2 separate regions of the Homo sapiens genome follow, and region 1 is linked to region 2. The links are chromatin contacts, found by Hi-C or POLR2A ChIA-PET in ENCODE. All regions are on one chromosome and are shown on one strand. Each heading gives the region's core, a stretch centred on a gene start or an enhancer-like site at or near the end of the contact. The rest is flanking DNA. Distances are from core to core; before and after follow the strand shown.

Region 1 (3,703 bases), core at 369-2,868, 300 kb before region 2:
TCCCTATTGCCTTCAGGTGGTGTGATCCCGGCTTCCTCACAGAGCCCTTTTTTCCTTCTGCCCAGCTCCATCCCACCAGAGTTTCTACCCCCGCTGAGGCATCTCCTGGGCACAGACCACCACACTCTAAGCCGGCTGGCCTGGGAGTTAGGGTCCTGCCCACCTCACCTGGGAGTTGGGGTCCTGCCCACCTGGAGTTTAGCACGCTGGTCGCTCACTTTGCTTTGGTCTGCACACCTGGTGTGTGCATGTGTATACTGCTTGTGCCATCTGTGTACCCCTCTCCCTGGAGTACACTTGTGGTCACACTACAGTGGGGACATCAAGAATGCAATATTTATGGATTGCTGCATGATTCTTAAAAATGAATAAAACTGTTTACAAGGGAAGGAGAGCTAACTGCAAAGTGAGCTTATCTGTGAAAGTTTCTGTCTGACTTTCGCCAGCACTCTTTAATACTTTTACTCAAGAGGATCTGGAGTTGGAGGAGTGGGAGAGGCAAGGGCTAGGGAAAGGCATGTTGGCGGGGGAGTGATGCGCCATAGCCGGGCCTTCTTCATGGTCTGGGCACCAGCCTCCCCGACCCCGGCTCTCCAGCTCCTGGGCAGAGGCGGGGTAATCAACCCAGCCCCCACCACTGCCTCTGCAGCCGCCTTAAACCGGAGAACGTCCAACCCTGCAGCTCCTCAATAATTAAAGAGCAGGAAAGCTGGTGACAGGAGGGAGGCCAGGGGAAGGGAGGAGGAAGGGACACAGTCCCCAGAGTCCCTCTACTCTTAATCCCTGTGACTTAAAGGTTGGTGAAATTAATTGGGCAAATGACCCCGCTAGGAGAATTTGACAAGTCCATGACTTCAGAGTTTTACCCACGGGCTCTGCTTCATCAGCTGTCTCCAGAGGAGTGAGTGCGCTTCTGCAGAAGCCTCTGGAATGTCAGCTTCCTGGAACCTCGAGGATACGGGTGGGGAAGGAGCTGCTTACTGGGACACACTGGATTACCCTACCCCCTTGGTGTGTCTGCCGCCTCTGTGGATGTAAGCGGCAGGTGGCATCGGAAAGTCAGACCTGCCTGGGACACCAGAGAAAGACCCTAAGAGTCGGGGGAGAGGGAAAGGCTGCAGAAACATGAGAAAGTGCCACTCGTAGCGGAGAGGAAAGAAAACCTCAAGGATACGGTTCCCGAGCCTGAGCCCGCTCCCAGCCTTAGCCCCCCAACCCCAGGCTCCGTCCCAGGAGCAGTCGACGCCTCAAAGCGTACGGGACAGGAAGGGGGTGGGGGCGAGAGTCTTGGTTCCCCAGAACGAACGGATCCATAGCGGTTCCCGGTGCCGCAGGCCGCGCGCTTCTCCGACCCCAGCGCGGGGCCCTCGGGCGGGAATGAGCCGAGCCGGGACTTAGCGGCGGGTAGGGGGTTGGGTGGCGCGGGAGAGGGCGGCAGAAGGAGGGAGTTCGAAGAGAGTTGCCGCCAGGGAGAGTGGCAAGTGCCCGCGGTCTCCTTGGAGACGTGCTGGCCAATGGCAGAGGCGGAAGCTGTTTATGGGGGCGGAGCGTCGCCATGGCAGCAGGAGAAGCCTTTGGAGCGGCTACTTAATGCCGGTCCCGGGGCCGCGGTAGCTCAGAGAAGCGCCGTCGGGCGGGGGGGCGGCAAGAGGCGCTGGCAGGGCCCCCGAGCTGGGGGCAGAGAGCCGCAGGGGGTGGGAGCAACTTCTTCCAGAACCTTCCTCTGGCCCGGGCTGCGCTCTGAGCCAGGTAAGGGATGGGGAGGGCTGCAGGCCAGGGGGAAGGGTGGGCAACGGTACCAACCCGCTCTCTCATTCGTCCTTAACGGAAGTGGTGGGCCCAGGGACTGACATCGGAGAAGTCTGGGGGAAACTCGCCTCCTGCCCCCCGTTACTGTTCCGTCCCCTTCCTTCCCAATGATCCCCTATCATAATATTCCTTTTCAAGGATCAGAGGACCTCCACCGCCCCCGCCCCGTCGTACCGCCCTCCCAAACTTCTCGCCCCACTTCCATTTGTTGCGAGGAGGAAGGGGGTCCTGATTTCCTGCTCTTCGGGAGAAAAGGATAGCCTCGGATGCCCCTACCCTCTTCATTTGGCTAATAAAACCTCGAAGAGGAAAGGAAGAGGGAGGCAGATCTGATGGGGGTGGGACCCCAGGGCCTTGCTTCTGTTTCCCATACCTCGGCACTAAAAGATCCTCCCCAGCTGCGGGGATGATGTTAGAGAGGGCGTCCCCGTACACACACTGTCCCCTCGGGGGTGGGGTAGTGCTCAGCTCCCACCGTGGTCCTCGCAGGCACCACATACTTATTCGGAGGAGGCGCCCCCGGGGTCGCGAGATGGAAGCGCGCGTCCGGGAGGCCGTGTAACGGGAGCTGCGGGACTCAGCGGGCCAGAGAGCGCGGCGGGCCACCCCCGGCTCAGCCCGTGGATGCTGACCGCCCCCTCGGAGAGTCCCCGCAGACATGGCGGAGAGCTGGCTGCGCCTCTCGGGAGCCGGGCCGGCGGAGGAGGCCGGGCCGGAGGGCGGCCTGGAGGAGCCCGACGCCCTGGATGACAGCCTGACCAGCCTGCAGTGGCTGCAGGAATTCTCCATTCTCAACGCCAAGGCCCCCGCCCTGCCCCCGGGGGGCACCGACCCCCACGGCTACCACCAGGTGCCAGGTTCAGCGGCGCCCGGGTCCCCCCTGGCGGCCGACCCCGCCTGCCTGGGGCAGCCACACACGCCGGGCAAGCCCACGTCGTCGTGCACGTCGCGGAGCGCGCCCCCGGGGCTGCAGGCCCCACCCCCCGACGACGTGGACTACGCCACCAATCCGCACGTGAAGCCTCCCTACTCGTATGCCACGCTCATCTGCATGGCCATGCAGGCCAGCAAGGCCACCAAGATCACCCTGTCGGCCATCTACAAGTGGATCACGGACAACTTCTGCTACTTCCGCCACGCAGATCCCACCTGGCAGGTAGAGGAGGCACGGGCGGCGGCCGCTCCCTCCCCATTCCCTCCTCGCTCCCCACGCTGCACTGGATTCATATCCCAAATCTGCAGGCCAAGTAGGCTCTGCGGTGCGGCCAGCGCCCCAGAAGGGAGCCCTGCAAAGGAGCCCAGTTCTTGCAACTGCCCCTCCTTTGACTTCCAGAGAGAGAGAGAGAGAGAAGGGAGAATGTCCAGAGGTGGAGGGCTTTAGGGGTGCAGAGGCTGAGATTCAAGGGGAAATAACCTGCCATTCATCCAGCAGGCCCAGGCCAAAGACCAGGGCTAGACTCTGCGTGGACAGAATCTCCTTGGGGAGAGCGATGAACTGAAGGCGCATTCTTGTCCCAAGTCCTAGAATTCCTAGACACTGCCCTGCCCCGGGATGGTTTGTCGGGGCCGGGAGTCAGAAACGGAAACTGGAACGTGGCCTCCCTGCCAGGCTCTACGTCCTGCCCTTTTGCAGTTGGCTTGGGGAGGGTGGAATGGAAGGGGTGCCTTAGCATGTGAGGGCCAGGTGTGTCCCAATGGAGGGTGGAGGGGGTAAGGGGCCTTCCTAAAGCTGCTGTCCCAGCCCCCCACCTCAACCTCTGCTCAGTTTCCTGCCTCCAACCCCCGCTGTCAGCCAACCTCCCTGGGGGGACAATTACCTGAGCCAGGTGCCTTCCACTGGGGCTCTGCCTACCACACTCACTTCGTGTTCCACGTCTCTGGAACCAGGCACTGA
Region 2 (3,553 bases), core at 1,054-3,553:
TCATCTCTCTACCCTACCCCTCCCATCGGGGCTGTGCTGGGGCTTGGGGAGGGGAGGGGGCGCCTTGTTCTCCCTCCAGGTCTGATCATAAACAATTACCAGGAACTAGCATTGTGGGACATTAGGGCCCCCGGCCTCGGGAGAGGTGCCGCCCAGCTTCCCATGCCAGCCCGGAGCCCACAGTGCTGCCCAGCGTACCTCCCTCACCGTCTGGGGCTCTTCTGGGAGCACGGAGCATCCCCTGTTCCTGTTTCACTCTCAGCTTCTCCCCTCGAAGGGACTCTCTGGCCACCTCCTCCACCGCAGTCCAGCTCCCTCAGTCTGGCACCCACTGCTACACTCAGCCTCATGAGCCACTTCAGACCAGCCAGGTGTCTTCCCGGGCCCTGCCAGACCCTGCTCACATTCCCTCTGCTGGTCTGTGCTGGTCTCAGAAGGCCACCGCGCCCGCATTCCACTCAGCCAGGGTCCAGCTGCAGCCCCCGCCACCCTTCCTTCCCTTCCCTGTCCTGGGTCATGTTGTTGCCACCCTGTGTGACTTTTGAAGCTGTAAAATGAGCTTCCAGGGCTTGGGTGGCGTCGGGGCAGGGCCGCCGAGGCTGGGAGGAAGCCCTTCTGCCTTTTGCTGGTGTTTCTGGAATTTGCTTTCCCTCACCTCTCACTTCCTTCTAGAAGGAGCTTCCTGACTGGAACCAGAGAATGCATGTCTGTCCACTTGGTGGCTGCTGGGTGGGGCCGGGAACAAGGGCCCCTGACCCTGTGTGCTGGCCGGGACCTGCCACCAGCCCCCCAGCCTGCTTCTTCCCCTTAAGCTTTGTGCCCCTGGATGCGCTAACATTCACTCTTGTTTGTCCCTGGACTGGCCATGAAGTGAGGAGATGGTTATTTAAAGAGAATTCCCTATTTATTTGACAAAAAATCCAGTTAATATATTAATGTGAAATAAACCCTGTTTGCACCTCGATTTGTTTGCTGAAAATGTGAAATAGTAAAAATGAAATAACTGGACCCTTTCTGGCTCTGCGTGTGGTGACCCGGGGGTCTCTTCCGGAAGGAGAGCCGTCTGGCCGCTGAGGGCCCTGGAGACTTCTGGGACGGTTCCCTCCCATGGGAGGATCCCCATTCTCACGGCCCAGCCAGCCTGTCTGGTCCCCAAGACAGCTCTGGCCTCTGGAGCTGGTTCTTAACGGTTGTCGCTCAGCAGCTGTGTCCCTCCCCCACTGAGTCCCCAGGGCCTGGCTGGGACAGAGGTGGATGTGGCCCAGAGTTGGCCTTGAAGGGAGGAGTTGGGGCTGCCACCTTGTCCCCTGCTGGCTCCTCGAGGAATGGCAGCCCTGGCCTAAGTCCTGGTTGCTGGAGGGAGGAGGCCGAGTCAGCCCTGGAGCACGTCAGGACCTGTGACAGGGACACTGAGGTAGCCAAGCCGGCTTGCCACCACCCACGTCACGTGCCCTGCTGTGAACTTGAAGGGACAGGAGGGTGGGAAATGGCCAAAGGCCGTGACCAGGCCCACACGCCCGCAAGTCCCCCAGCCCAGCACTGGGCACAGGGTGGGCAGGCCACAGAGCTCTAGGAAAGCCCCATGCTGAGGCGCATTTTCCTGTCCCCCGGGAGCCAAGTCTGTCCTCAGGAGAGATCGGGCAGCAGCCCCTCTGCCTCCTCCTCCTGGCCAGCCTGGCCCAGAGCTCTCTGGGACTTGGCTAAGCCCCCTTCAAGGGTGTCTGAAGGGAGCACTGTCCTGACTGCCAAGGTGGGGGCAGGGGCACAGGGCTGTCCCTGCCCAGCACAGCTTGGCCCCGTCATCTCCAAGGAATGTCACCTGTGGGGCCAGGCAGGCTGAGCAACTGGCTGTCCTCCAGGGAGACGCCTCTTGGGAGCCCCCACCCTGGGCGCCACCACACCCCACCCCACCCCGCCCCGCCCCACGTCTGGACGCACTCGAGGAAGTGGGGTGAGAACCCCCCCGGGCCCAGGTCAGCTTCTCTCAGGGTTCAGCCCAGCCTGGGCACAGCACATGGATGGGGCAGGATGCTGCCCGCCTGTTCTGGGCCCCCCCGCCCCCTGCTGAGAGCGTTGTCCCCTTCCCAGGGCCTCTGTAGGAGGGTGGGGCGGGGCCAGGCCTGCCCACGGGGTCCACCTTCTGCTCCAGCCAGAGGAGGGTCCTGTAGGGATCCCAGCTGGGGAAGGTGCAGGGGGCCTGGGAGACTGCCTCTCCGAAGCGGTGAAACCCTCACCCTTCCGTCCCTCCCAGCCACCCTCCCTAAAACTTCCCCTGACAGAGGGTGGCAGCCCCAGGCTCTTTGCATAATCCTGTGGCTTCGCTGTCTTCACCCAGCACCAGCGGACAGGGAAGGGCAGAGAAGGCCACCATGGCGACACTCCTCTCCCATCCGCAGCAGCGCCCTCCCTTCTTGCGCCAGGCCATCAAGATAAGGCGCCGCAGAGTCAGAGATCTACAGGATCCCCCGCCCCAAATGGCCCCGGAGGTAGGAGTGACCTCACTGGGGAGAGAGCTGGCCTTGGGGAGCACTGTGGTCTCGGGTACGGGTGCCCTGCTGTCTGGCCCCACCTCTCGAAGGCTGGGACTGGGGACCAGCGACCCTCCCCTGCCTACTCCACCCTGGGGAGAGCCCCCTGGGCCAGCAGAGCAGGGGCTGCCAGATGGACTCTGGGCCACTGTGGGCCTCAGGCCCTGTGGTCTGAGGCTCTCAGAACCCCTCCCTCCCGGTTGGCCTGACCCCATCCCCTACTCCTCCAGCTTCAGAAGAGCCGACTCCATTAGGTGGGGGTGTCCCTGCTGTGGGGTGAGCTGTTCGGGGAGCAGCAGACCCCCAGGCCGACGTGGCACCCCCCTCACCTCCGCTGCCGAGCCTCACTTCCGCTGCTGGGTGAGGAGCAGCCGCCACTGATAAGCAGAGCTGTTTCCTCTGGGGAAGGGAGGGAGGTGGGGTGCGGGTGCGGAGGGCTCGCGCTGCTGGGCACCCATGGACCTCAGCCACGGCGGGCCCAGGGACGGACCTCCAGGAGGCCTGCTGGGGGAACAGGTGCGGGGCATCACTGGGGCTGGAGGCCGGGGTGCTGGGGCCCCCATACCCTTGGCCTGGATCAGGCCTCAGAGGAGCCATTCCTGTCCATCTGAGCCTGCTCTGGGCCTCCCGGGACACTGCCTTTCCACCTTGCTCTGCAGATCCAGCCTCCATCCCACCACTTCTCCCCCGAGCAGGTAAGAGTCAGAGTGCTGGGGTGCAGAGAGGTGGGGAGGGCGGCTGTGTGTCCTCCTGCCGGCCGACGCTGATGGCAGCAAGCAACTTGCGGTGGGGAGGGGACTCCTGGGTCTCAACTCCCTCCGCTGCACAAGCCGCCCTTGTCCTGCCCATGGCGAGAGGTGTTGGTGCCAGGGGTGGCTGGTGGGGTCCCCAAGGTGACCCCGTGTGTCTTAGCGGGCCCTGCTCTACGAGGACGCACTCTACACTGTCTTGCACCGCCTGGGTCATCCTGAGCCCAACCATGTGACGGAGGCCTCTGAGCTGCTGCGATACCTGCAGGAGGTGAG

Evidence for each region. Hi-C counts contacts between places; a loop is a spot of excess contacts on that map. ChIA-PET counts read pairs that join two places held with the same protein, here RNA polymerase II (POLR2A). Pooled maps may share reads with other maps.
Region 1: a loop to region 2 is called in a pooled map, with 4 times the contacts of the local background. The contact joins the promoter of FOXJ1 here to the promoter of UNC13D in region 2. A Hi-C loop is called at or near these places in 1 of 168 maps with a recorded cell type or tissue (mesothelial cell of epicardium) and 2 of 50 pooled maps. POLR2A ChIA-PET finds 5 or more read pairs at or near these places in 8 of 52 experiments (B cell, Caco-2, H1 and 5 more).

The regions. Positions count from the first base shown.
Region 1 is chr17:76,139,160-76,142,862 of GRCh38, reverse strand. It overlaps FOXJ1 (forkhead box J1), which reads left to right and starts at 1,618. Exons shown (of 3, transcript NM_001454.4): 1 at 1,618-1,749; 2 at 2,299-2,965. The coding sequence starts at 2,468. RNF157 (ring finger protein 157) reads left to right here. Exons shown (of 19, transcript NM_052916.3): 19 at 1-389. It overlaps RNF157-AS1 (RNF157 antisense RNA 1), which reads right to left and starts at 2,307. Exons shown (of 8, transcript NR_040017.1): 1 at 2,183-2,307. RefSeq lists silencers at 1,623-1,782, 2,461-2,530, 2,591-2,780 and an enhancer at 3,192-3,703.
Region 2 is chr17:75,843,154-75,846,706 of GRCh38, reverse strand. It overlaps UNC13D (unc-13 homolog D), which reads left to right and starts at 2,303. Exons shown (of 32, transcript NM_199242.3): 1 at 2,303-2,486; 2 at 3,188-3,223; 3 at 3,441-3,548. The coding sequence starts at 2,370. It overlaps WBP2 (WW domain binding protein 2), which reads left to right. Exons shown (of 8, transcript NM_012478.4): 8 at 1-1,008. RefSeq lists enhancers at 1,364-1,453, 1,584-1,663, 2,082-2,786 and silencers at 1,894-2,053, 2,064-2,123, 2,974-3,033.